Linked DNA regions of Mus musculus: regions 1, 2, 4, 5, 6 and 7 are each linked to region 3. The links are chromatin loops, found by intact Hi-C in ENCODE. Cell type or tissue: heart. All regions are shown on one strand.

What was found. Hi-C counts contacts between places; a loop is a spot of excess contacts. Peaks named below come from ENCODE experiments on the same cell type or tissue, not always from the same donor. Only the 100,000 strongest peaks of a DNase experiment are listed, where the experiment ranks them.
Region 1: a loop joins it to region 3, with 5 times the contacts of the local background. A loop is called at or near these places in 9 of 42 quality-filtered maps.
Region 2: a loop joins it to region 3, with 2.1 times the contacts of the local background. A loop is called at or near these places in 9 of 42 quality-filtered maps.
Region 4: it touches region 3 in a loop (3-fold over the local background); 5 of 42 quality-filtered maps call a loop at or near these places.
Region 5: it touches region 3 in a loop (2.5-fold over the local background); 5 of 42 quality-filtered maps call a loop at or near these places.
Region 6: it touches region 3 in a loop (4-fold over the local background); 10 of 42 quality-filtered maps call a loop at or near these places.
Region 7: a loop joins it to region 3, with 2.2 times the contacts of the local background. A loop is called at or near these places in 10 of 42 quality-filtered maps.

The regions. Positions count from the first base shown.
Region 1 is chr8:61,311,411-61,315,410 of GRCm38, reverse strand. The region is part of intron 2 of Sh3rf1 (SH3 domain containing ring finger 1); the gene reads right to left. It overlaps Gm40499 (a long non-coding RNA gene), which reads right to left. Exons shown (of 2, transcript XR_870456.2): 2 at 1,985-4,000. Among named protein-coding and RNA genes, the nearest start is that of Gm40499, 13 kb to the right of the region's middle. In heart, a CTCF peak has its summit at 2,233; a DNase peak (open chromatin) is centred at 2,170.
Region 2 is chr8:61,342,948-61,346,947 of GRCm38, reverse strand. The region is part of intron 4 of Sh3rf1 (SH3 domain containing ring finger 1); the gene reads right to left. Among named protein-coding and RNA genes, the nearest start is that of Gm40499, 44 kb to the right of the region's middle. In heart, no CTCF peak of the experiment used is centred here; no DNase peak of the experiment used is centred here.
Region 3 is chr8:61,222,398-61,226,397 of GRCm38, reverse strand. It overlaps Sh3rf1 (SH3 domain containing ring finger 1), which reads right to left and starts at 2,227. Exons shown (of 12, transcript NM_021506.2): 1 at 2,052-2,227; 2 at 80-566. The coding sequence starts at 472. In heart, CTCF peaks have their summits at 1,764 and 2,341; DNase peaks (open chromatin) are centred at 1,487, 1,897, 2,387, 2,517 and 1 weaker place; H3K4me3 peaks cover 3,059 bases; H3K27ac peaks cover 1,949 bases.
Region 4 is chr8:60,991,528-60,995,527 of GRCm38, reverse strand. Nek1 (NIMA (never in mitosis gene a)-related expressed kinase 1) reads right to left here and starts at 2,335. Exons shown (of 33, transcript NM_175089.4): 1 at 1,765-2,335. In heart, no CTCF peak of the experiment used is centred here; DNase peaks (open chromatin) are centred at 2,357 and 2,707; H3K4me3 peaks cover 2,554 bases; H3K27ac peaks cover 2,145 bases.
Region 5 is chr8:60,982,403-60,986,402 of GRCm38, reverse strand. Clcn3 (chloride channel, voltage-sensitive 3) reads left to right here and starts at 3,092. Exons shown (of 13, transcript NM_173873.1): 1 at 3,092-3,627. In heart, CTCF peaks have their summits at 2,411 (motif pointing left) and 3,085; DNase peaks (open chromatin) are centred at 2,462 and 3,042; H3K4me3 peaks cover 1,864 bases; H3K27ac peaks cover 1,764 bases.
Region 6 is chr8:61,281,434-61,285,433 of GRCm38, reverse strand. All of the region lies in intron 2 of Sh3rf1 (SH3 domain containing ring finger 1), which reads right to left. 1700001D01Rik (RIKEN cDNA 1700001D01 gene) reads left to right here. Exons shown (of 5, transcript NR_045475.1): 2 at 2,548-2,631; 3 at 3,018-3,173; 4 at 3,278-3,422; 5 at 3,862-3,912. Among named protein-coding and RNA genes, the nearest start is that of 1700001D01Rik, 5.4 kb to the left of the region's middle. In heart, no CTCF peak of the experiment used is centred here; a DNase peak (open chromatin) is centred at 1,673; H3K4me3 peaks cover 921 bases; H3K27ac peaks cover 1,455 bases.
Region 7 is chr8:61,355,762-61,359,761 of GRCm38, reverse strand. The region is part of intron 6 of Sh3rf1 (SH3 domain containing ring finger 1); the gene reads right to left. Among named protein-coding and RNA genes, the nearest start is that of Gm40499, 57 kb to the right of the region's middle. In heart, no CTCF peak of the experiment used is centred here; no DNase peak of the experiment used is centred here; H3K4me3 peaks cover 45 bases; H3K27ac peaks cover 353 bases.

The DNA of each region.
Region 1 (4,000 bases), 89 kb before region 3:
TATACAAAGATAGCCAAAAGGATAAAGGGTAACATTTTAAACTCACTAAACTTTTTTTTTGTTTTTTGTTTTTTTGAGACAGGGTTTCTCTGTGTAGCCCTGGCTGTCCCGGAACTCACTCTGTAGACCAGGCTGGCCTCGAACTCAGAAATCCGCCTGCCTCTGCCTCCCAAGTGCTGGGATTAAAGGCATAGGCCAACCCTGCCTGGCTTGAGAAACAAAACGTTTTCAAAACAATTGAAGCCTACTGCATTTTACTTCACCAATGATACACTAGATAAATATCAAAAAGAGATGAAAAGCTGACTCCTGTCTGTAAGTCCTCCCACCCCCCGTCCCACTGCACACTGCTCCTAACTATTCCTGACTAGAATATTCAGCTGCATGAAATAATTGGCAACTTTTGTGACGTATCTATGGCCTCAGTTAAACTCCTTCTACCCTGTTCTTCAGACTCTCTCTGTATAATAACTAGACTTGCAACTTGGCTATCCTAAGCTCCTTTATGGATATGAGAAAAATTACTAGTAAAGAAAAACAACTGAAAAAACAAAGGGAAGAGTAGGGAATAGGACATAGATTGTCTCCATGATCACGGTCCCTTTCTGCTGACTGTGTGACCATGTGACTCCAGTAATTGGTCTGATTTCACTTTAAGGGCGTATGCTGACAGTGTGATCCAGTGTGTGATCCAATGGCACTGAAAATTTTGGAGCCTGGGAGTTAAGTGTGTTAGCTTTGGGGAAAATAACGAAAGCCTAGATAGTATCCTTGAATCCCAGAGGGGTTAGTTCACTGAATTTGTGCACATGTGGAAATCGCCTGACATGTCTCCTTCAAAAATACCTCCTTCTCATGCAAGTGCAGAGATCAAAATATGATCCTAAATAGTTTTAATGAGAGGATAGTAGGACAAATTACTGGTGTGTGTGTGTGTGTGTGTGTGTGTGTGTGTGTGTGTGTGTGTGTATGTATGAGTGAGTGTAAGTGAGTGTTGAATGAATGAACTAGCTTCATTCCTGACAGAAGCAGGCCAGCCCTGGAACCTGCTTAATAAGACTGCCATTCGATGCACACTGCCATTCAATAGACCAGGATGGGGCTTGTGGCTTCTCCATTTCTAGGAGCTGTCAGTTCCTGGAGCCACAATGGCAGCAGCAAAGGAATCAAGGGTCAGGCTCCTTCCCAAACTTCTTTGCTGTTCTTCCGTCTCAGGTGCCTCAGGGCTCCATCACTGAATCCTTTCACAATCTAAAGTCACTCCTAAAATGAGAGCTCATGGCTTCCCTCCTTTGAAACCGAGTCATAAAAGCCTTTGGCAACCACAGCTGGGTACTAAAATCAACTAGGAAGTTTATGGTTTCCTCTTCCCCCTCTTCCTCCCTCCCCCCATCCTCCTCATCAATTAAATGAACATCTCTAGGGTTAGTCAGAGGTCGGCTCCCGGATGACTCCCCACAGACGTAGCTAACTACATCTGGTCCACCTAACTGCTGGTCTACCTCTCGAAATCTCCCAGATCTAATCCCAGCCAGTACTTCTTACGTGAGCTCTGAGTGTCTTCCTCATATCCCAATTTATCCCAAGCTGCCATGTCCAAAACAGACTTCTGGATTTCCACCTGCCCTTCTACCTGTTCCCAACCCCCACCCCCTTCACTCCCCTACCCCACCCACCCCCACCCCACCCCCTACTCTTCACCTCGCTGCCTTGGTCACAAGACCTAGGTTTACTGTGGTGGCTCCATTTCTGGCCGTCCACAGCCCACACCCAATCCTTCAGCAAGCCTACTAGCTCTAACTTGTAAACAGACACTCAGCTTCATCCAGTGTCTGCAACCTCCACTGCTCCCAGCCTGAGCCACAAACACTGCTTCCATGTTGCTACACTTGCCCCGCCCCCTGTATCCTCTACTCTCTCTTGTCTGCCAGTCTCATAGTGGTTTCCCACTCAAAACCAAGCAAACCTCTTCCCGTGGGTCTTCTTGCTTTCTGCCCTGAAGCCCTATTTATTACAACCAAATATGCCCACACCTCGATCTTCAACTAGGAAGCTTCTGGAACTGTGAAAATGTAGACTATCGCAACCTTTAAACTATTTAATCACATGTTGGCTCTAGTGCTTAAAACAAAACAACAGAAGGAAGTTATTACCCAAGGCCCAAGCTCATTGTCAGTGTCAGAGCTGAGGAATTTCTCGAATCATGAGCTGCCTATCAACATGGCAACCAGCTAGCCACCAGGCGGCATGCTGCGAGGTGGAGCTTCAGGGTCCCTTCCTCCTCTCAGCATTATTTTTTAGCAATTTATTTCTCCTTCCTTGCTCCACAACACTTCAAACCCAGAGCAAAACACGCTGCAGGGCAATTTTTACAACTCTTTTGAAGGTACGATGGTTGGCTACATTTGAACGGAATTATAAGCCATCTTTAAGTACAGCACTTTCACACAATTCCATTATCATAAAACAAATACAGGAATTATATTGTTGATGTCAGCTGCACACACCACCTCTTGGGAGACACAAACATACTCATTATTACAGTTTTACTTATCACCGAACCCTACCATTTTAAATTCTTTTAGACAACACGCATCTTCCCCTAACAGCCCCCAGCTTATAAATGGAGAATCTTTACACACACTCATTTGCAACAAAGGAGACATTTTTTATTTGCTAAGATATAAACTAGACAAAAGCCGATACGTGTAGGGAGAGAGACCATGCTAGGGATGAGCACTGCAGTGTGGGGAGCACAGGCATGCTGAGTGAATGTGTACAGTTAACACGAGTGCGGGCATGTGAAGGATGCCAACACCACAGACCCTGGCTGGATGTGAACAGACGCCGACAGCGTGTCCAGAAAATACTAACCACAGCTCCCTCCTCTCATGACTACAGCCCAAGAACACGCCCCACAGACACCCCACTATGAGACTAGCTAAACCCACCTCTTTGTTTATCGGTAGACAAGAGCTCTCCTCAATCCGGATGTACAATACAAACATTCTGAGTTTCTAGTACACCTCCAGGAGAGCACACAGTTCACGTGGCCCCAACTTTTCTGTGTGTCAGTGTGTCTCATCATTCTTCATCCACTCGTGACCTCAATCCCTAAAGCTGTGCAGGTTGTAGCACTGAAGGATGCCCACAGTGACGTGAATAAACACGCTTTGTATATGTTATAAAAGTGCATTCAGTACGCAAGAAAACCATATACAACCCATTTTCTAGTCCTTGTCACGTAAGAGTAGCCTAGGAGAAGTTACTTTGTGACTTAGTGTTGCAATTAGGCACATTTAACCTATGTCAACTGTCTGATTCACTCATTTTTAGTTAAGTTAGTTACTGAAGTGTTTTCATGTCTCTGTATTTATCTTATTTGCATATAATATATATTATATATGTATGTATGTATGTATGTATGTATGTATGTATGTATAAATGGGTTTCCATAGAATTTAAGGATAAAAAGAGGAAATATCCCGTATTTAGTTAACAAATATATGTCATTTTATATCCAAGTATATGTATTTGTATATGTAATGAGATCACAGGGAGAGAGAGAGAGAGAGGATGAAGATAAAAATGCTAAAAATTTTAGTTTTCACAGGAAAGAGTCTTGAGACCTTTGTTTTGTTTTCTCAGGAAGTCCGTGTGGAAGGCTGTAGGGGACAGGACAGCTTAGCCAGCAAAGCACACACTGCACAGCTACTGAGGACTTGAGTCTGTGAAGAGTCGTACATATGCTGGCACACAATGTGTTCACACATACACACAATCATGTGCACACAAGAGAAGAAAAAGAAAGAAAAGAGGATGGATGGGTGGGTGAGTGGACGGATAGATGGACAGGTGGGTGGATGGATGGATGGACTCTATGTCTGGGCCCCTCCTTAATACATTAAATCATAGGAACTGAAGGAGATTTAAAGAATTACTTGGCCCCATTTCCTCACCTTAGGAGAAGGAAGCAAATTGACTGCCCACAGTTGAGCAC
Region 2 (4,000 bases), 120 kb before region 3:
AGGAGTTTATAAAAACTGACTTAAACACAATGGGTGTGCCTTCTTCTTCTTCTTCTTCTTCTTCTTCTTCTTCTTCTTCTTCTTCTTCTTCTTCTTCTTCTTCCTCCTCTTCCTTCTTCTTCCTTCTTCTTCTTCCTTCTTCTTCTTCTTCCTTCTTCTTCTTCTTCTTCTTCTTCTTCTTCTTCTTCTTCTTCTTCTTCTTCTTCTTCTTCTTCTTCTTCTTCTTCTTCCTCCTCCTCCTCCTCCTCCTCCTCCTTCTTCTTCTTCTTCTTCTTCTTCTTCCTTCTTCTTCTTCTTCCTTCTTCTTCTTCTTCCTTCTTCTTCCTTCTTCTTCCTTCTTCTTCCTCCTTCTTCCTTCTTCTCCTCCTTCTCCTTCTTCTTCTTCCTTTTTGGTTCTTCGAGACAGGGTTTCTCTGTGTAGCCCTGGCTGTCCTGGAACTCACTCTGTAGACCAGGCTGGCCTCAAACTCAGAAATCCTCCTGCCTCTGCCTCCCAAGTGCTGGGATTAAAGGCACTTAATTAAATTAATTAAATGCCCGGCTGGGTATGCATTCTATAATTTCAACTTCTGACATTTATCCAGATTACTCAATGAAGCAAACACTCTTTCCTGTTAATTGTGATAAAAGAACATTTAATTCTAGACTTCTCCGTCAACTCCCCTCCCTCCCATCTCCCAATGGATTTTTGCCTATGAAGCACAGACTGCCAGGAGTGATCAACATATTGTTTGGTGGGCACAAACCCTCACATACAATAATACAGTGGTTTGCATAAGCAGCAACATGCAGGCCCAGTAGGGTGTGGTTGAGATAATAAATGGACCGCAACTCTAGGCTAGCACAGCTATTGGCCATTTCTATGGCCACTGTGCAGCCTACTGATCAAACTCCTCATGCCCAGGGAAGAAATACAAGGAGGCCAACCACTTCAGTCTCCTTTAGCTCTCCTTCTCTCAATTCTTACTTTATTACTCGTCCTCTAAACAGCCTAGTGTATTTACCCTGCATTTTATTTTGATACGTGACAGTAATGTTTGCTAGCAAGATGTTGTCATCCTTTAAAATTACTTTAAATTTTTTTTCCAGAACAGCAGAGGTTGGTATTAATAGTATCTTCCCACTCCCTTTCCCCCCTAAATTCTGGAGAAAATCATAAAGTGGAGAGTGGAACACGTAAACCTGGCAGAAACCTGCTGTGAGTATTCCTCAACCTTTGTAACTACAGGGAGCCAAGGATTTGACAGCTCTTAATGGAATTTTGATAAAATTTAAGAATGCCTGCTTGAGCTCAGTGGGCAGGGGGCTTCCTCTGACATTTACCAGGGGGCTTCCTCTGACATTTACCTCGACGTGACCTTTAAAGTTAAAAGTGCACTCATGACCTGCAAAACAACCCCAAGCCCTACAAGACCTTCCATCCAGCCTGTGATAAGGACCTCACATAAGGCTTAAGTTGCACACACAGTACAACTCAAGCGTTCTAGGGCTAAGCGGAAGGAGGCAAAGAGATTTCCTGATCTTAAACTTCTCATGAGCTTTTACATTTTTTTCTTATTATTTTACTAATTTATTAACTTTTGTAGTGGCAGGGATTGAGAGTGCAGGGCCTTATACGTGCCGGGCGAGTTCTTTGCTACTGAGCTGTCTTTCCAGCCTTCTTATTTATGTTTTTGAGGAAGATCCTCAAGTAACTCAGAGAGAAATACTGATAAAAAATAACATTAATTAAGATAAAACACCCACCCTGACCCCCCCAAAAGGGAAATAGTTTTGGTAGTCACTACTTCATAAGAACTTTTATACAAGAGTAAGTCTCTAGCTTTTGGATATTACACAGCGCTGACAGAAGGTATGAGGGAATACTATTTTAATTTATAATCCACTAGAGTAGAGTATTACTGAACATTTTTTTCTTCCCAAAGGCAGTTAAAACTTTTAAAATATATCATAAAAGTAGTTAACCAGCCAGTCCTGGTGGCTGGCATCTGTGATTCTGGCACTGGGGTGAAGGCAGGCACTCTCCGGAAGGAGATATGTCACAAGTTCAAGGCCAGCCCAGTTTACATAGTGATTTCCAAGCTAGCCTGCACTACAGACTGAGAGTTCCATCTCAAAAGAACAAGAAGGTAATTAGTCATCTTTAAGAATGAAGCACATGGCATAGAATATTGTGGGATAAAACATCAAAGATCTATGCCTGTGTCTCTTCCCAACACATTTATGTTTAACAGTTTACAGCTTCACTATTTATAAATTTGAGATAACACTGCCACATATGCATCCTTTTCACTAATCTCAGGACTGCAGATGAGTCCAGGCAAAGCACACTGTTACCTAACAGCCCTGAGCATCTTCCCATGGCCACCGGAAGAAGCATGGCTCTCCACTATAGAGAGGAAATGCTATTATTTTCTATACTGTTGACATGCTTGTAGCAGGATATCTACGGGGCAAATTCCTAAAACTCAAACTGTTATACAAATGTGTACATCTAAAAACTTTTGAAGAAAATAGGTGCATCACACCCCAAAGAAATCTCAATTTCTACCACTTTGTTTCATGAATATTATCCTCACTAGTCACTGTTCAAGTCTCTAGTAGATGAGAGAAGCTATTTCATATTATTTAATTTGCATTTCTTTTAATGAGATTAAACAGATCTTTTCTTTTTACAATGTTTTCTATTTCCATACTTTATCCATAGTTCAACTAGGTTTTTGATATTCTGTTTTTTTACAAATTTGTTTTACAAATGCAAATGATTTTTGCATTATAATACTATTATATTAATAAAGTACTCTTTACTTAATATGTATGAATGAATACATACATTTGTGTGCATGTCTAAATTGAAATATTGGTCCATATTAATATTTTATAAGTAAGGTTTTACTTTATACTCCAAATATACCGATATTTTCTATTATAGAAATTCTACTAAATATCATGTTCTCGAGCTCTCTTGTTATAGTTGGGTGTGGCTATTCAGATTTATAATCCTAGCACGCGGAAGCTGAAGCAGGAGGCACAAAAGTTGAAGGTTAGTTGAAGTTGAGTTAGTTATTCAATGAGTTCCTGGCCAAATACGGCTATTTACTGTACATAATGAGACTGTCTCAAAAAATTATCTCGAAGTTAATTTTTCAGGGAGCTTTACTTTTTCTGAGTATGTTAATCCTACCCCTCCCTTTTTTTCCATCTCTGTCACTGAGCTGTACAACCACCTGGGCTACTGGAAAGAGTGTGGTGGGGACAGGGACAGGTTCATTTCACACAGCTCAGTGGTCATCGCTGCTGAAAGAGCCACCTACCCTTCCCTCTCCACTGTGAAACCCGACCTTCATAAATCCACATTGTCAATGCAGCCTTTCACCATCCCAGCAGCCAAACGTCCACTGTTCCTTCCCCAGACAGAGCCAGCACTCTGGAGAAAGCAAGACAGAAACTCAAGCCCTCTTGCACCTCCTTAGAAGAAATGACAGCATTAGCCTCACACCACTGTCCTCTGGAAACGCTTCTTCAATAATGGCATGACAGGTTTAGATCCCCTATTAGGCTTTTATCTTTTGGATAACAAGTTTTTCAGTTTTGCTTGACCAGACATAAAAATCAAACTCAACCTTCATTTACAATACAAGACTCGCACACGAGAGACTAATTAACTGGGAGTTCTATAAAATTGGTAAGAGAACCTCTGCTAGGCCAAGACACCATTTAAGTCTCTACAAATGATTGTGATGAATAAAAAAAAAAAAAGTCTCTTAGAATTATCAAGGGAAGGGAGGTCTGCCTCTGGGCCAGCACTGGGCAACTTAAATGTAAGATAAATCTTATAATTTAAATTTCCCAAATAGCTACATTTAGAAGAATAAAAAGAAAAAAACTATTATATACAAAATATTATATCACTTCAACATATAACTACTCCAAACCAAGACACACGTGCAAGACCTTGCTTTCAATCCTAAAACACTACCGGGTCTTTGAAACTTAGTAC
Region 3 (4,000 bases):
AAATAAGCTAATAAAGAAGAGCTGCAGTCGGTCATCACCGCCTGCATTCACCCAACTGCCTCTCTTCCAAGCTACTCACCCTCACTGGGGGGCTCCAGGCTTGCACCCGAGGCTGCTGTCCACACTGGGAGCTCTGCAGATCTTTCGAGCCACAATTAACCACAGTGCTGCCCTGCGCCCTTAATGTGTTTGTGCAGGTGGTCCCGCCGCCCCCACCAGGGCCGGGTTTCCAAGGCCTCTGCTTGATGCCATCCAGAAGTCTGACCAGTAGGATGTTACTGGGGAGCTCGTCGACCCCAGAGCCAACAAGAGTCCGGCATTCGGGACATCTGAGTTCATTCCGGGAACCCACAATCCCCAGCAAACAGCGTTTGCAAAAGGTATGCTGGCAGGGTAAGACCTTTGCGGAAGCATCCAGGCGTTCTAGACACACAGGGCACTCCAGAAGGTCCAACAAGGCAGACTCATCCATCTTGAGTGACTTTAGTGAGAAAACGGCTTCAGAACGTTCATAGTTGTGCGCAGCCCTTAAAGTGATTCATGTAACATCCATTTCAGACTTTGCTCTGGAGTTATGGGGAGAGAGGGGAGGAAAGAGAAAAATGACTGTTGTTATCTGAGGGAAAAGTTCACAGTGGAGCCAAGAACCAAAAAGTACACAAAAGTGCTTCCTCTGCATAGTCCAGCTTGGCTTTGGAATGTGGTTTCTGAGCTCCAAAGTCAACAATTAAAAACACAACAGGCTTCTTAAACGATTCCCTACTAATCCCTGAAGGTATCTAGAACCTCACTGGGCAGCAAGAACTAGCAAGCAATAAACAGGATTTATGAAAAAGCAATAAAAGACCGATATCGGCTGCCTAATGAAGTTCTCAACTTATTGGAGAACCTAAGCAAAACCGACTGGAAGTTTCCTCTATCTAAAACAATACTTTTAAGTCCAACGACCTTCCCAATTTTTAAGCCACCGTTATCATTTAAGAAGCCTTGCCCTGGGTGAATGATCCCAATATTAAATACATATGTGTCTTCCCTGTCTGAGAACAGACAGCTTAATCTTATCTAAGGCCCCCCACCCCCCACCCCCCAGAGCTGATGGTCGGCAATTCTAAAAGATATAGCCAAAACCTGCTTGAAAATAGCTACAAGAAAAATCACCCTTTCCGGCATGGCTGACAAACTCTGAAACAGATTTCTGAACCGCTTGTCTTAATCCCATTCAGAAAAATCTAGTAAAATGTTCACCAAAATTCGACGATGGAATGAATGCTAGGCTTAAAACTCTGGGTACATCTGAAAAACGGCCCCCTCAGGAGAAAGAGTATTTGAAGCCAGTTGGTGCATCGCTGTCCCCACCACCACCACCACCCCAACCAATGTAGATGCCTAGGTGGGGAGGGGGTGAAAGGATTTGGAGGCTACATTAACAGCTGTTCCTGACTAGTCGGTTCTGGGGAGAGCCAGGGTACGCCCCTCTTCCCACGGTGGGGCACAGGTAGCCCCCAACCCCTTGGCGTGGTGCTCGCCACAAACACACCCCAGAGCCAGGTGTCGCCAGCCGGGGACAGAGATGGTCCTAGGAGCTGAGGCTGCGGCCGGGTAGCTCCAGAAACAGGGAATCTCACCCAGCTGCCTCCTCTCAGCCTCCCTTTAGGTCAAATCCAGGACAAAAAAAAAATTGCCCAACACCGATCGGTGGAAGTTTTCAAGGACTTAAAGAAAAATAAAGATGCAGCCTTAAGTTGGCCAAAGTCAGCGCCACTGAGTGCGGCGGGAAGCAGACTAGCGACCCCGCGGGGATGAGCTCAGCGACAGTCCCCGGAGACTGCCACCCCAGAGGCAGAAGGGACCCGGCTGTGTCCGGGGAGAGAGCGGCCCCAAGGCCCGGCAGAGGCTTCGGAAGAGACGAGAGAGGCCGCGGGGCTCGTTCCCGGCAGGTCCCGGAGACCCAAAGGGGAAGCGCGGGGACCGACCCGCGCGCACCACTGGGATGCGGGCGACCACCGGCCACCACCCCGCGCCCGGCGTCTCCGACTCGCCGCGCACCCTACCTCGCGCCTCCGCTGCTCGCCTTTGTTCGCGGCCCCGCAGCGCTGGTAGATGCAGCCCCGCCGAGCCCGCTGCCCGTGTGGCTCGGCCGCCGCGGTGGCACCGGGAGCCTCCTCACGGCCGCCCCCCTCGCGCGCGCTCGCACAGCACGCCGCCGCCGCCGCCTCCCACCCGCCCAGCAAGGAGGGCGGGGGAACGCGACGCCGCCAAGGAGGAGGAGGAGGCGGAGGCAGCGCGCAGCGGGCGCCCGGGGACCGGAGGGACGCACCACAGCGCCGCCCGCCGCTCGGGGACCCGCGCTGGAGCCCCCAGCGGGCGGCAGCTTCGGGGACGCACTTAGCGGGAGGAAGGCTCGGGGACCCGCGCCTTCACGCCCCGAGGACGTGCACCCCGAGCAAATTTGGGCTACCCAGGAGGAGGGCGGTGGGAGTGGCGCCGAGGGACCAGGAAGAGGCTGGGGCAAGGGCGCCCTGCCGGCCTCCGGCTCCGCCTGGCCGGTGCCTGGAGACCGACTCTTCCCGGTGGCCTGGGAAGGGAGTGGCTCTGGCGGGAACCGATCGCGCTTTGCTGGGCGTGCACACTGCCTGGGTGGATATAGAGAGAGCAAAGTGAGACCCCTTAGTTCTGGAGTCCGGGTTAGTGACCACCCTATGGATCCCGGGGCCCGCCTCTTCCACCCAGCAATCAGCCCCCACTGCAGCAGCCAAGGGAGACAAATCCAAGCAAGTTTGGAGAAATGCGGATCCTAAAATTCAGAATGAGAAAGGGAAAAGAAAAAAAAAAAAACTAGAAAAACAGGTGGGAGATTAAAGCCAGTCTTGGGGAGGTTCTTCCTACCTGCCTAAAATGGGGTGAATTCAAAGTCTGACCCAGGTGGGCCGGCGCCTTGAAGCTGGCTAGGGGATACCTCTTTTATCTGCGCCTTGGAGGCAGCCATCATCATCATCTCTGTAATCTGTTTCTGTTGCCCCGGGCACACACCTGTATTCTCTGAAATGTGGGCTTGCAAAAAGGGGTGTCCAAGGGTGTGTGTGTGTGTGTGTGTGTAGGCTTGTTTGTCAAACTTATTTCAGAGACGCGTTAAATGTTGTCAAAGAGTGTGATTCATTTATACTTACTGTCAGTTTACCAAAAGTAACTTCACAAGAGAGATCGTGTATGAAATTCTTGCCAGGCCACCAACCAAGCTGATAAGGAATTGAAAAGGAATCTCGGGTTATCAGTTCATCTCCAACCAGAGCCACAGCTAAGTCATAATAATAAATAGATAAGTGAGTATCATTCAAGTTAAGAAAATAAAATTATAGCAAGTAGCAATCATCAGTCATTTTAAGCCAGGCACCGTACTAAACTCTTAAACGTATTAATTCCATCCTCACAGCAGCTCTCTATGTCATCCTTCCCAGCTTTGTTCTAAAGAGATTAATATGCTGAGACTTAGACTGTATGAATACCAAAAATAATTGCCCACTTCCTTTCCCGTTAGAGGGAGAACAAGTATGTGTTTATATTGAGCTGAAAAAGGCAAGGGGAAAAAAATGGATGAAGAGAATGAGGAGAAAAATAGTTAACTACAAACAGCATTCTGAAAGTGTTGGCCCAGTTAACGCTGCAGCAGAAACTGGAGATGAAGGCTGGGCAGACTGGAAAGTCAGAGTCAGGGAACAGACTGATTTGGGGGGTATTAAGACTGAAGGTCCACTTGGGTAACTTCCCTACATCACAGAGTAGGACTCTACTCCAGCTCTCTGCATTCCAAGACCTGTTTCTTTCCTCAAAAAAAGTTGGGGGGAGGGGGGGCGGAGAAAAGGTAGGACCTTAATCACATAATCTCTTGTGTTGCTTCATCTTGCATCGCAAGATGAAATGCCAGACAGAGACAATGGGGGAGGGGCTATTTTAGTTCTAAGTTTCGGAGGGTTCCATCCATAATTACTTGCACAAGACATCG
Region 4 (4,000 bases), 230 kb after region 3:
TATGGAGAGAGACCGTGTGTGTGTGTGTTTGTGTGTCTCTACACTAAGAAGACTTGTGGGAGCTTGTTCTTCCACCATGTAAGTAGGTCAAGGGGACTGAACTACGGTCATTCAGGCATCAGGCTTGGTGGCAAGTGTCTTTATCTGCTGGTCCATCTCAATGTCCCTATTTAAATTTTGAACAGGATGGGGTTACAGGTTGGAGGCAGAAGCATCTGCCTACTATTCACCAGGCATCCTTGAACAATTTTCCATTTCCAAACACTTCACCTTAACATTTAAATTCATGCTACTACAATATCTTGTTTCTTTTTAAGTATATCAACTATGCTCCAGAAAAATATTCCTCAATTCCAGTCAAATTAGATAGGTACCTTTCTAATTTTCTAAGAACTGTTTCAAGTAAGTAGTGCTTGATAAATAACATGAACCACATATTAAAAGTTTCAGAGTACAGGAATTTTAAACTGCATCTCCATCAGTTAGGAAAACACTGACAGAGATTAAGCATTAGCTCTTTCAGATATTTGATGGATAGGTTATTCCAAAGGGAAACATTAGGAATAGGTGAGGCCTACTTCTAACAGATGCCAAGAGGTCTTCTGGTACTGTCTGCAGGCAAAATCTATACACACGGTTCTTCCAAAACAATAGAGACAACCTGAATTGTAGAAAACGGTCAATGTGTTTTCCAAGAAAGGAAAATTCTCTATTTTTTTCATTATGAGGAATCTCTAGAAAAAAAATAAAGAATTGCTAATATTTTTTAAGTATGTGTTTTCTTCTTGGTAAATATATTTAGACAATACCCAAGGAGTTTATAGTAGAAACTATCAACAAGCAAAAAGAAACTTCCTCTGTTGAAAAGCTATCATGTCCACGATTCTAGAAGGGTAAAACCTACTTGGAATACAGTGCCAATGCATTAGTAACACGACCTCAAAAGAACTGTGGTTAAGTCCCACAGCCTTCATCAGATTTCTGACAGACTTTCTTTTTCAGTGTAAAAACCAGTTTCCCCACAAAATCTGTTACTCTGGTTTCACCAGAACAAGAGGCCATTTTAAATGTAGACCTCTAGATCCTAGAAACTAGAAACAAAGAACTGCTTCTTTTTCCATCTGGCTGCTGCCCATCACCTCCACTTACTGCAGCATAAGCAAAGCCCATCACCGTGAAAGCTCAGATGGACTAGGGCTTTTAAGCCTTCACAAACATTTCCGATGTGATTTATGTAGGCAGTAAAAATATTTCTGCTTCTAGGGAGATCTTACAGGGAAGAATAAAACATTGGGCAGGGTATATAACTCAGTGGCAGATCACCTGCCTAGCAAAAATGAGTTCCTGTCATCCAATCCCCAAGACCCCTTCCCAAAGTTACACTGAATTATTAAAGTGGCAAAACTTTTAATACTTTACACGTGGAAATTGTGTCAAACCATGGAAAGCTTTAGGGTAACCAGTTAACTGCTATTTTTCTCATTAAAATATACAGGCATCTAATCTAATCTATTTAAGTGACTTATCATCTACTTAGATTAGTTTATCGTCTCTTAAGAGAGCGTTATCTTTTTAGAATACCAAAGAATTGCCTTGAGCCATACACAAGTCCTCCCCATTAACAACTTAAGGAGAAGGTGCTTTAGGCGCAAACACTTAAGGCGAGTATCCATGCACTCCACAGATCTATACAGGTCTCCTCACTCCCGGTGAGTTCACCATTCTGCTTGTCTGCCTGTCACTGCTTTCCCACGCGCAACTCACCTCAATGACACGGGACCTGAGTCAGAATAACAGTGGCGACCATAAGCACCGGTCTAGTGGCGGCAGTGTCTTCCTATAGGACTTAAGGCAGAAGCACCACGATGCATTTTGGAAATGACATGCTGTAAGAGAAAGCAAGTCTGTCTACCCAGCAGCCGCTCACAGCCCAGGCTGCGACTCCTACACCGGGCACCGGTCTCTGGCTGACGCGTCAGACTTGCCACCGTCGGGTCAGGCACAGTACTCCGCGACCCGCCCTGGCTACGCGGACGAAACAAACACAGCGGTTCCTGACCCCTTGGAAACGGCGGCTGCACAGGGGGAGTTGCTGGGTACCGCCCCCAACTTCACAGGTCGAGGTGGCTTGGCCAGGCGCGGACCCGCAGCGTGTGGGACTGGGAGGCTACCTGTCGCCCAAGTCCTCCCGCCTCGTCACAGTGACTATGGATTCCGGGGTGAGGGCAACTGCACAGGCTCAAGGTAAGGACGCTGCACGTTGCCGCCCTGAAACCATAGAGCTACTGCTGAGGAGAGGGGAACGGCCCTCGCGTCACTGTCGCTGGCGTGTGACGTCAGCGCGCAGGAGCCGACTTGTGGCGCTGCAGGGGAGGAGCCGGGATCTGCGGGGGGCGGGGCCAGGCGAAGCGAACGGACTGTACGTGCGGGGCGGGGCTGGACTAAGAGTGATGGGGCGGGGCTCCGGGGAAGGGCGGGGTTACGGAATAGGAAAGCTAGTGGGACCCGGCTCTCAGCCAGCAGCTGAGCTAGCGGGGAGCGTGAAGGACCAGAGGCCGGCCTAGAGGAGAGAGAGGCTAGGGAGAGGGTGCAGTGAGTGGGGGGCCTGTGGTAGGTAAAAGCTAAAAAGGGCGGTTTGGGAGCGGAGCGTAGCAAGCCGGGGATGGGTAGGGCAGAATCGGGGACGGGGGAATGGGGCGGGGCATCGTCAAGGGGCGGGGCCATTGGAATATGTTTGGGCCAAAAGAGCTAGGAAGTACTGGGACTAGAGAAAGGACTGGGCAAGTGCATTGGTGCAAGCACCGGGGACTGGGGGCGGGGAGGTGGAGACTGGAGCAACTTCAAGAGTTAAAAACTCCAAGCACCAAAGGGAGAGCGTGAGGTACTCCAAGCTCAAAGGAGCATGTGAAAGACGGGTGTCGGTAGAATAAAGTAAAACCGGAAAGAATTAGGCTGAGTGAAGGCGGGAATTTCGCTCAGGAATCTGACTCAGACTGAAGAGAGCATATTAACAACTTTTTCCCACACGGTACACAGATAAGGTACTTTTAATTTGAGCGCTCATTACTTAACTGAGGATGCCAAATATTTACAAGTAATTTTTCTTTAAGTACAATGCCCTTTAAAAAGTTATTTTAAGGGATGGCTCAAACAGCTCATCTCTGAAGACAGAAGACCAGGGTTCTGGGACGCAAACCTTGGTCTGGTTAACTCACCTGTAACAACTTCAGGAGCATCTTCTGCAAGCACCGGGACCTGAACTTATGCACATATCCACAGTTACTTCGTGAACTTAAACGAAGCAGTTTTATCTTTAATTTTTAGAATACAAAGTTACATTACAGTGTCCTACACCTTTATGTTTACTGTATATACACTTTATACTGAAGGGACTGACGATGTACAGTAGACTAAAAATCATTCGATGCAGGAATTGAAACAGTTGAGAACAAGCCTGGTGTCATCCCGAGTAGCTCTACTCAGTGAGCTAGAGGATGGCACTCTAGAAGTCCATACTTGAGGCAGGAAGAGGATAGTGTCTTTGTATACAGCCATAGTTGCTGTCCACATTGTTCCATTCGTGTGAATGGAACACTACCGAGGCTGCATAGACCTTGCCTAAGATCTGTAGACAGTTGATTTCTCTTTTCCATCCTTTCCCCATCCCACACACCCAAATCGACTTTTCTAGGTTCAGGAGCTTATAATTCTTTCCAGCTTGGAAATGGACAGATTAAGGGCTTCTTTGCCAGATGGTGACACTGCAAGTTACCTAAGCTAGTACATTAAACAAATGTTGAGAGTCAGCTCTTGTTTGTTTGGTTTTTGTTTGTTTGTTTCTCTGTATAGTCCTGGCTGTCCTGGAAATCACTTTGTAGACCAGGCTGGCCTCGAACTCAGAAATCCGCCTGCGTCTGCCTCCAGAGTGCTGGGATTAAAGGCGTGCGCCACCACGCCCATCGTGATTCAGCTCTTCAATCTCCAGGAAACTACAAGAGAC
Region 5 (4,000 bases), 240 kb after region 3:
CTTTTCTTTCCCTTCCTTCCATTCTTTCTAGACCAGGCTCCCCTCAAACTTACAGAGACCTGCTGCCTCTGTCTTTCTCCCCAGTCCTGGTATTAAAGGTGTGTGGACCTAGTTTCTTATTTCAAGGAAAGTCCATAGCAACATAAAAAGAATAATCCAGAGGAAACATATGTGCTTCCTGGTGCTCTTTTTGGCTTCTTTCTTTCTTTCTTTCTTTCTTTCTTTCTTTCTTTCTTTCTTCCTTCCTTCCTTCCTTCCTTTCTTTTTTTTTTTTTTTTTTTGCCAGATTTACAAAATACAACCTGGCATTCTCAAAGCAGGAAGCCTACTAACATGGGGAAAGTCTTAGGCCTTTCACAGGTCATAGGCACTATTTATTTATTTATTTTCCTTTGGCCCCGGTGTCAGGAAGACTAACGGACAGGTTATGGTACATTTGGTGGAAATACACTTGCACTTTGAGTTCTTTCGTTTTTTTTTTTTTTTTTTTTTTCCTAAATATTAACAGGGTTTGGTTATTATCACTGCTTAAGCTCACTTCTACCAACAATAAAATCCAACTTAAAAAGAGAAAGTGACCTTTTGCAGATAAATTACTTCTGTGTCTCTGAATACCTCCAGTATATTAGAATGTATACTAAGACATTATTCCAGGGCGGGCAGCATATTTTAGCTCCCCAAAGACAGCCTTGTCTGTTTAATCCCTAGAATCAATAAGTTAGGTTATGGGAAGACTCTGCCTTTCACTGACGGCTTTGAAGATGAGGGAGTAAATGAGCCAAGAAATTCAAATGTTTTCTAATAACTTCAACAGCACCAAGGCTGATTCCTCCCTCAGGCCTCTAGAAGAAAACAACTTAGCCAACTTTGATTTTAACCAGTGAGACTTGTGTCAGAATTCTATCCTATAGAACTCTCATATAATAAATACCTGTGCATAGCAACAGGAGAGTCACACAAACTCTCATTAAAGTTCTAAGAATTTTGATAGTCAGGCTGCTGGTTTTTGTTTGTTGTTCTTTTATTTTTTTTATAAGTCTATAAAAATTCCTTGCTGAGAATTATCTCTGCCGTAAGAATATCACTCTTAAAAGGGTTGATAAGATCCCTGTCAATGAGGACAAGGGACGAGATGATGTTGCAAGTGTTCCTGTCACAGCACTTATACTACACAGTGCCAGGGATGTCCCGACTCTTTCTTTCAACTCAGGTCTGTTAAAGAAGAGATTTTGTGTCAGCTGATTTTTTTCTGACAAGAATCTTGGAGGAATCACAAAGAAGTTGATTTCTTGGCTGTAATCTATTTTTTGATGACGCTATCACACAGAACATTATTGAATGTGGTGCTTCTGAGCCTCACACATTTAAGGAGTGTTAGAACCTAGTAGGGAAACCCCCACCCAATTCCCGATTCGGCATGCACCCAAAAAATCACGAAGGACCATCCTGATGTAATTACATGAGGACGTTTAATTACGGAGCTCCAGACCGACATGCATCCCACATAGGAGATAACAGATGTCGGCCACGAGGCTCGAAAGCTAGGGGTTTTTATGGGATAAGGGGCTTATCTTTGTTCACATAGTAACCAGTTGATGTATGACTTTACCCGGTGTCATGGGGCAGTAGACAGAGGGGAGGTTCCGGCCAGATGGTGTCGACTCAGACAAGATAGCCTTGCCTGCGCCGTCCTTGCATTTTTTCATTTTTACAGTCAAGCTGTTCTTAGGAATGTCTTAACAACAGCCCTGTCTGTTCTGCTTTGTTCTCGGCCCCAGGCCACGGGCTCATAGACAACTCTTTTACATGAATCACAAGTTACAAAATCTCATTTTCCTTCAGGAGTACTTACAGAAAGGCTTACATCTAACCTGGAAACAGTTAAAATTATTTCTCTGAAGAGAGTAAAGATTGAGAACTACTAGTGTGGTTGGATGTATGCCAGAAATTAAGTATTTTACTTCTGTCAAGCTTGAAGTAGAACACAGCACTTCTGGTATGCCACAAACTGTGCCCACCACATGTTTTAAAATAAATTATTCTCACAAATCAGTGTATAAGTGTTACCAAAAAACCAACCAACCAAACAAACAAACGAAAACAAATGTATAAGTAGACAGTTTTCTTGTCTACTTAAAGGAGTAATCTTTCACAAAAGAACTAAAACAGTTCAGAAGGAATCTGTCATCTTTATAGAAAATAGATCGATTGGCTATGACTACTGCTTTTAATAAAAAATCTAGACGCTCCCCCTGCAAAAGAATCAGGCTACATGTCAGCAGTGAGAGCTCAAGTCACACTTAATATATGTAAGACAGTAAATATACTAGGACATTAGTATTCATTAGGCGATATATAAATATACATGAGACACTCAACCAAGACATGTCTTAATTCTGCCACCCAGTGGCGACTGCCATCCTGGTCCCACAGGTCTTGTCCAGTTACAAACACTGCACCTACCTGTTCACCAGGCTCTTGGGCAAGCTCTGGCCGAGGCCAGGAATTTATTTATGCACCTCCCTGCTGAGTCACAATACAGCTCCTTGAGCAAGGGGAACAGGCTTCCTATATATTGTGACACACGACAGGAACCCAGTATGTAAGACCACGTGGAACCCTCAGCTCTTTGGAAATGCATGGTGTCTAAATTTGGACTCATCAGGATTTTCTTTGGTATTTTTTTGTTAAAGCGCATAACCTGCGACGGCGCATAAGGCTGGATGATACCGTAGTACACTCTGTACACCATTACAGGCCCTGTAGCATTAGACGCGGCTCTGGAACCCCGGGGGTCATACGCTCGCTTCCGCCTGCTTCGGCTTCTCACCGCTGAGCGGAAGCCAGGCATTGCCACGATGCCGGGGACCGCACACTTCCGAAGCGCTTTCTCCGCCGGGGAGAACGTGAGCGACGTGAGAGCAGGTGGCACCTCGGCCGCCCAGCGTGGCCTTCGAGGCTCCCCTAGGAGGTCTTCTCCCGGCCACGCCCTGGTCACGCCCATCGCTCCATTCCGACCAATAGGCGCAGAGGTGCCTCCCAGTGCGGCCGTGGAAGTGCTTGGACGGTGGGACGCCGAGCGGCCGTTCACGTCAACGCGCTGACGTCACGCGCGTGCGACGCACCTGTCGGGCTCCGACTCCTGCAGCTTCTCTTCCAGTTCAGCGGGTCAGGGCTGGTCGCGGAATCGCTCGGCTGTCACCTCGCCAGCTCGTTGCCGGTGCGCTCGGGGCGGGCCGTCCGTCCGTCTGTCCGGAGGATGAGGCTGGAGTGGGCGGAGGCGTGAGAACCGCGTTACTTTCCTCCCGAGGTGGAGCGCGACTGCTCCTGTAGTCCTTGGAGAGCGCAGTGAGCCTCCAGTCGGGGCAGAGGCGGGTTGGTTTGAGGGCCCGCTGGAGCCGGAGGATTGAACTTCACCCTGAAACCAGCCTCCGCCGGTCCCACCTGGCCGCCTTTACGTAACCTCTCCTGAAAGGCCGGTAGCAGTAAAGTCCGCCGGGGTGGCCACCCGGCAGCGGTGTCCCGGTGAAGCTCCCGGGGCGGCTGGCGCGCGATCGCAAGCAGATGCGGGGTCCACAGGCAGCGCAGCCACCAGCCGCCCAGCTTGCTATGCCTCTGAGCTGCAAGGTGAGTCGCCAGCTGTCAGCTTCACGCCTTGACGGTGGACCGCGAGGCCGGGCTCTGGCCGAGGTGCCCACCTACCTGCTGTCCAGCCCATTAAAATCTCTCCTGTTCCCTCCCGGAACCTTCGAAGGACCTATACGTAGAATTAAAAACTAGGAACCAGCACAGAATTAGTCTTGAATTTACAGTTTGCTCAAGTTTAAAAACGTTTAGGTTTTTTTATTTTATCTTATTTGGTCTTTAGACTTATGCATATCAAATCATTTTTTGTGTGGATATTTGCGTTTTGGTAGTAAACTTGTTGAAACAGAAGTTACTTTAGAGAACTTTTCGTCCTGTGTGCTTTATTTAAAGTATGGCGTTTTAAAATTAGACC
Region 6 (4,000 bases), 59 kb before region 3:
CTCAAAAACAACAACAACAATAAAGAACTTCTTAACCAGAACAAGCACACACAAAACACACAGCCTGCCAAGAGAGAGAAGCTAACCCATCTAATTGACACCTGACATTGTCTTGGCAGAATGATCTCTGAAAAAGAAGCTACGGCCTGTCAGGACCATTCACGTTCCAGCTATTCCAGGCCTCTCACATATGCTCATTCCCTCGCTGTCAACACTATAAGACAACTATACTCAGTTTTTGCTTTGTTTTGTTGGAAAGACTGGTTAAACTCACAATCTTCCTGCCTCAGCTTCCTGGCTAGCTCAGATTACAAGGCATATGCTACCACACCCAACTCACATTTTTGTCTTTGGGGAAAGTGTCGTGTGTACACATGGAAGCCAGAGGTCAGTCTCAGGTACCACGTCTCAGGAGACATCCATCTTGTTCTTTCGAGACTGAGTCTCTTCACTAGGACTTTAGGGTAGGCAGGTTAGCTAGTGAGCTCCAGGGATCTGTCTCCATCTCCCCAAGTATACACCACTACACACCACCACATGTGGTTGCTTACATGACATCTGGGATCAAACAAGTCTTCATGTACCCAGGGCAAGGACTTTACCTTCTCCCCAGCTCCAGTTAATATTTTTGAAAGGCTACCCAATGATAAACTGGGAAAGCCAGCAAGAGCAACATTTATGAGGCCATCTAAAGAAAAGCCTCCCAAGACTGAATGCTTTCAGGAACTTGTTAAAGAGCAGCCAATTGAGTATCAGCATGCACCACTGAGGGGTATGGGGAGGGAGAGTGTGTACCAAGAGACCACCATGGGGAGGGATAGGATTACAGAGACCTTCCCCTCTATAAATGGCAGAGCTTCCAAACATTGGTTAGTGGTCCTTCTGTATGCCACACAGAAACTCCATCTAGGATGGGTCAGTAAAGTTTATGCTTGCTGCATAGCTCAGTGACCTACCTCAGCCAGGGGTCTGCTGACAGTACCCTCAAAGTTATCTCCTTGCAGCAAGGACATTAGAAACCATCCCCAGGCAAGCTGTGTGCAGTGCACACAACAGACCTTGGATGCATCAAGTGGTCCAGTCCTTTCAGGAAACACAGTAGAAGACACTCAAGCTACGGGAGGCTCAAAAATATCACATTCCATATTCCTTTAATTTACCAGTGGAGCATCAAGAACCAGTGAGGCAAAGTGAATAGGTCAGGAGCCTAAGAAGAAGTAGACCTGTTAACTCCTAGATAGTATACCCTCCATGAAACCAAATTCCCTACATTTTTCAAACAAGTTTCAACAATGCAGTGAAAACTTAGGATTAGCCACCAGCCTCAGAATCAACAATGGCCTGGAGAGATCCCAGATGCTTGCAACTCTGTCTGCAATATGTGGTCAGCTCCACAGTGGCCCTCTACATTCCTGAGCTACAGGCCCTCCAGGCTTTGGGGGTTACCGGTTTCGCTGTAAAGATAAACCCAGTGATAGACTATGATGGCTGGGCGGGCTGCAGCAAGGGCTCTGTGGAAGGCACTAGCAAAAGCGCCCTTTTTAAATGCCTGGTCTCTTAGGTCAGTGACAGCTAAGCCACAGCAAAGGAGAAGAGACCGGGCTGTTTGCACAGGTGCTACTTTGCAGAGCCGCTAACAGGAGCAAGCGCTCTCCCACAGAGCTGGCCTCAGATCAGAGGCCTGCTGACCCCAGAGGGAAACACTAGTCCGGGTGGGCGGATCCTGCCCCAAAGATGGGCACAGGGCCTGGAGAAAGCAAATCAACCCCAGAGGCTTCTTTTGGAATCTGCCAGGCTTTCTTATCTGTAGCCAAGACACTATGCAGGAAGCAGGAAGAAGCAGGAAATTAAAAAAAGAAAAAGAACAATTTAAAGAACTGTAAAGAACTTGCCCAGTTACTCATTTAAGGCTTCGATTTGGGTTTTTGCTTGTTTGTTTATTTTTGTTTCCATTAAAAAAGTAACCACATTCCTTCGAGAACAACCTCCATCCCTCCCCCCACTGGCTGACCCCAAGTAACAGCAGTTTCTGTCCAGAGTTTAAATGACCTCTGGCCTTCCACCCACTTTATCTTCTACAGGAATTTCATTCATCCTTTTGTTACCCACTAAACCCCCATTGTGCCTGGGGTTTTCCTCTCACTTTCAGTCATATGCCCTGAAAGAAACTCCACATCTGCAAAGGAAACCGTGTGTGTGTGTGTGTGTGTGTGTGTGTGTGTGTGTGTGTGTGTGTGTGTAGGGGGGTGGGGAAACCTCAGTACTATAATTATACTTTCTTGTAGATGAAATACCAACCAACGTTTCTTGAAAACAAGGAGTTGGCGAATAGTAGACCAAGCAAGTCCTTGTCTTAATACTTTAGCACGTCATTACCTTCATTCCTAATCATTAACAACCCGGAACCTACATGGCCAGCAAATTACAACCAGCCACGTTAGTTATGCTCATTCTGCTCTGGCCCCCTAAGGCAGGAGACAGCACCAAACACAAGTCTAAAACCCCTTGTGATTCCTGACCCTGTCTCTCTCTTTCCTTCTGGTCCAGCTCCTAGAAGCCTACACACAGGTCAGCGCAAGTCTTTGGTAATTCAAGGAGAGATGATCAGAACTCATAATCATGCAGAAGCCAGTAAGCATTGCTAAAAATTACCCACTTCCTCCTAGCTCTGCTTTGTCTATCATCTGTATGTCTATCATCTGCCTATCATCTATCATCTGTCTATCTGTCTCTATTCTGTCTGCCTATCTATCATGTTTGTCTATCATCTATCTATCTTCTATCATCTGTCTGTCTATCTCCCATCATCTGTCTATCATCTGTCTGTCTGTCATCTGTCTGTCATGTGTCTATCACCAGTCTGTCTGTGTGTCTATCATCTATCTAGCTATCCAGCCCTGTGTGTGCTTGTGTGGCACATGGCACGTGGAGGACAGAGGACAAGCTTGGGTGATCTCGCTCAGGCGCCCTCCACATTTTCCTCCCTCTCTCACTCACTGGGGTTTTGGGGTTTACAGAATAAGCTAAGCTGACTGAAGAAGCCCAAGGACCTGCCTAGCAGATCTGCACATTGTTCTTAAGACATCATATGGTAGGAAAAAAGAAAACAAGATGGGAGCGGAAACTCAAAAGGAACAAGGGAAAGATAAGAAAAGCTTTAACAACATAACAAGGTAAGGCAGGGCGTTGTAAGGCCAGAGTGTGGTCTTTGTCTTAGTGAATAAGCATTGTCCACTCTGGGACAAGGACCTTCATTCGGGATGCTTTCCCTCAGCAGGCTCCCTGTCTCCTCCGAGGTCAACATCCCCGATCCTCCCCTGCACTGCACTCTCAGTCTGCAGCAGGGATAAGCTAGCCTCATAACTGAAGAGTTCCAGTTCCTATCCACCCTCCTCCCTAAACACGGTGGGAAGAGCCACGTTGTATCCTTTAGGTGGAGTTGGGTCCATGGTAAGTCACCAAATACTACGATAAAATTCAGCTCAGACCCTTGTTCCACTACAATGTGAAGACCTGCATGCGCCCTTGCCTATAAAGGGGGACAGTGACAACCCTAACCGTGCTGTGTGCTAGAGCTGGAGCCGCTGTGCACGGTGACTCTAAGCTACGTTCCCGCTCTCCACTCTCTCCATCAATGACAGGTGCCAGGCTGCCTTCTGCCCTCTGGCTCTCTGTAGCCTCGTACCTTATCTCTCCTCTTTCCCTCCAGCTTCCCTTTGTTCCCTTTATTTATTTTCATTTTCTTGCCGCGAAGGAGCGGGAGCGTTTACCGCTGAAGCAAAACCCTATCTCTCGAGTCATAGCAAGAGGAACAGTTTAGAGGATGGCTCTAGAATTTTGTAACCCATGACTACCTCTAAGATGCTGCTGACCTTGGAACAAACCCAGTTTTCCGAATTAAAGTGAACCATTACAAAGACTATTATTTATAAGAGAGTTGAAGTCTCTTTTAAAGCGAAAAAATAAAAATATGAAGTCGAACTATGTTGACATCACATAA
Region 7 (4,000 bases), 130 kb before region 3:
CACGGAGGAATACGTGGAAAAACGGGGAGCTTGGCTTGATTGTCACTCCAACCTTTCTAACCCAGTCTCAAGACAGTGTGTCTAAGGAAAGGCAAAGGCAGAGGACATGTACAACAAGGAAATTCAATTAAAAAAAAATTAAAAAAGAGCAACTGGGATAAATAATGTCTTAGAAAGAGGCAAAACCAAACCAAAGCAAACATCTATTTATGGACCTGACTAAAGAAAAAACAGATTTACATTTTAACAAAACATAAAGAAGGGTCACATCTTATTATAAAACAGTAGCCAAATGTCATTGCTTGTAAAAGGAGAAGAGTGAGACATTGAGATACGGCAGAAAGAGGGACATTCAGACAGACAGACAGACAGACCCAAAGCTGGTATCTAAGAAAAACACAGTCATCTCTCTGTGGCTGAAACAGAAGAGATGGTGCTCAGTAACACTAGGCAGATTATATTTTTTCCTCCCTCTCTGCACCGAGTGAATGCGACGGAACGCCTGATTAAAATCAGAGTCCTCTCTGCTGCCTGGTCCCGTGGGCTGGGAAAATGACGGGGCTCTTTGAACGTACAGCTGTGATACAACAGGAAGCTCTGTAGGTTGCTTATAAACCGCCTCAACTGCAAAAATCTAGCCCAGTGGAAGTTCAAAAGGTGATCCACCCTGTACTGTGCTGTGGGCAGTTTGCTATCTTGTAAGACCTGACATCTCTATAGAGAAGAACTACAACCTTTCATAGACTCAGACCTGGCCTGGAAACCTGCCTATTATACTGGAGTCTGGGTCAGCAGAGGCATATATACCCTTCACCAGCAAAACAAAACACAAAAAACAAAACAAAACAAAACACACACACAAAAAAACAAAACAAAACAACAACAACAAAAACACCTATAGGCCACTGGGACCCATACGGTTCATCAACACTGGACTTGCCCATATGAAATGGCCATCTTTTGCGATGCCCAGGTTCTGTCCCCCTAAGGCAACTAACAGGCCCGGCAGAAGATTTCCACCCTGGCTAGCCTGTCTCTTTCTAGAATAGTACGGAGGGCGGGTGGGGTGGGGGACAGTGTCTTCTATCTCAGTAGGAGCTGCTGCAGGACACTGGAACGTCACAAGATGTTATAAGTAAGAAGTTCATGTATGTAGATCCTTCCTGGCGTGATTTCTTCCTCTTGCCTTTTCATGAGACCCGCACAGAGAGCAGTTAGACCTGGATTTGTCTAAGGTTAGGAAAACAGGCAGTATGTTTCAAGCCCGAGCCAGGGGCTGAAGGCCATCTTAATACTAAAGTGCTCTGCATTGGAATTATAGGCACAAGTTCAAGTGACAATCAAAGGTCCCTTTGCTTTCCAATCCTCTTATGTGTGCCTCTTCCTCACGCACCTCACAGGAAATGAATCCCATAGGCAAACACCATGTAAAATCCCACAACCCATCACTGTTGCTGCCCATTCACCTACTCTCCACTCACCCTACCTTCAACCCAACACATCAGCATCCCTAAATGGTCTCTCCGGGATACAGGATCTCAGGCACAAACTGGTCCAAGAGAGAGGCCAGGTTGCATGAGTGTGCTCGAGGGACATCAACAGTTGCTACTTTTAGCTGTGTTGCTGTGTAACTTACTGTTTCACATTTAATCTCCAAGAAAGAGGAGAGATTTCCATACTAGTTAATCATGTGAATTTCATGGTGTCTCTATCCTTATAATAATTAGGAATGGTATGTCCTTTTCCTTCTCCAGGACACAGAGCACAGGCAATAGTCAGTAAGTAGAAGGTAATGCTATAATTTAAGAGGTTTTGGAGTCAGAGATTAACTTACTTTTTTTTTTAAAGACTTATTATTTATTTTACTTATATGAGTACACTGTCACTATTCTTAGACACACCAGAAAAGGACACCAAGTCCCATTACAGATGGTTGTGAGCCACCATGTGGATGCTGGGAATTGAACTTTGGACCTCTGGAAGAGCAGTGAGTGCTCTTAACCACTGAGCCTTCTCTTCAGTCCCCTGACTTACTCTTGTTAAGACTACTGGCTCTGGCTCCCTGCTTTGCAGCCAGGAGGCAAGAGACCCTCAATGAACGCTGTGATTGTAAAACCATTCTGTGCTTCTCACTGCTTCTAAGGACAGTACGATTTGGATCTAGAAGTTTCGATCCCTGAGATGCTAGAGTACTTTTCTGTTGTTGCTATGGAGATCCTGAGCTGAGCAAGGGGGCTCCTGCCTGTAATCCCAGCACTGAGGAGGCTGAGGAGAAAAGGATCATGAGTTCAAGGCCAGCTTGAGCAACATCGTGACCTAGGTCAACCTGGGCTACACAGCTAGACTACCTTGAAAACTGAAACAGAAAATACACATAATAAAGAAAAACATTTGGTCATACCCCATACCTCATCCTGATTTTCAACTTCCCTGTCAAAGACTTCCCTTCCACATTCCAAAGTGCCTCCACCTGTGCCCTACTTCTGACAGTTCCTTGTCCCTGTTGGCACAAGTGGTAGTGCCACTGACTATATATCACCTATTCTGAGACCTGACATCATTTAATGTTCTTTTGTTTTGTTTTTTATTTGCTTTGTGAGACGAGGTTTCATGCAGCCCAGCACTGCCTCTACGTTGCTGAGAGTGAGTTTGACCTTCTGATCTTCCTGCCTTCATTGATGTATTGGATCACAGCTGTACACCACCACTTTAATAAATCACCGGAGATCTAACCTGGGGATTCACGCATGGTAGGCAGGCAGTCTACCAACTGAGGGACATCCACAACCCTAAAGCTTCTATACACACACACACACACACACGAACTAAATCTCAGAATCCAAGTACTTGGGAAGTAAAAGCCGGAGGATGAGAAATTCAAGAATATCTTCAGCTCCATAGTGAGTTTAAGGGCAGCCTGGGTTATGTGAGATACTGTCTCAAAAAGGAGGAGGGAAAAGAGAAAAAAAAAATTTAAACAGGGTTTGTAGACTTTTAGAATTCAACCTATTTGTAAGCTGCTCTGGGCAGCAGTTGGCCTTTAACGACGGGGCTGTCTCGTGACATTTTGCAGCTAAACATACCACACGGTATCAGCAATTGCTAATCACCCATTGAGTACATTCCTCTGCCCTGTACTGGAGATAAAGGACTAAGATCTTCAGCCTCCTCATCCCACAAACCAAGTCAACAACAACAACTACAACAAGAAGCAACAATTATTAATAGGCTCAGGCCTGAATCAACAGCTGTGGCACTCATGATGGAAGAGACGGAAAATTCTCACTGTTGCGTGCGAAATGGTAGAGAGACATATGCTCATAAATAACTCCATTCTGCAGAAAAGATGTAAAAGTCTTAATTTATGAAAAAAGCACTGGAAGTAATTTAATTTCCTATCCCAGGGGTGACACTTACTTCCTATACATCCACAACATAAAAATACTGGTTTTTGTTTTTTTTTCCCTACCAACCTACATACTATGGCTATGTTAACACCATCTCCTGAAGTGCTTCAGATTTTAAATAGAATCCTCGTCACAACTGGAGGTACCAAGGGTACGGGGGCCTCATGTGCTATTGAGAGTTTCCTATGCAAAACCAACATTAAATCCACGGTGTGTCTGCCAACCTACCAGAGACTTTGAGATTTACTCCTTTCTCTGGATGACAGAAAAGCATGTTTATAATTAGTTTTTCATTAAACGGAGCTGGCACGCAGTAGACAGTGTTTAATAAATCTCTCTTGCTTAATATGCAGTCTTTCTTATAAAAATCCTAGGATAAAAATGACTGAACATGAATTAATTTTATATGCTCTCATGTGGCCTATTCCATTGATTTGCCCCTGAGTCAACCCCCAACAAAGAACTAGCCATTTACTATATTATAACATTTTCAGTTCACAAGGGCTAAAACTCAGCCAGCCTCATATCTTTTACACTAATTAAATTTTCTAAACTCGGTCTTCCCTTTCCCCCTTAAGACATGGAATTAAGAA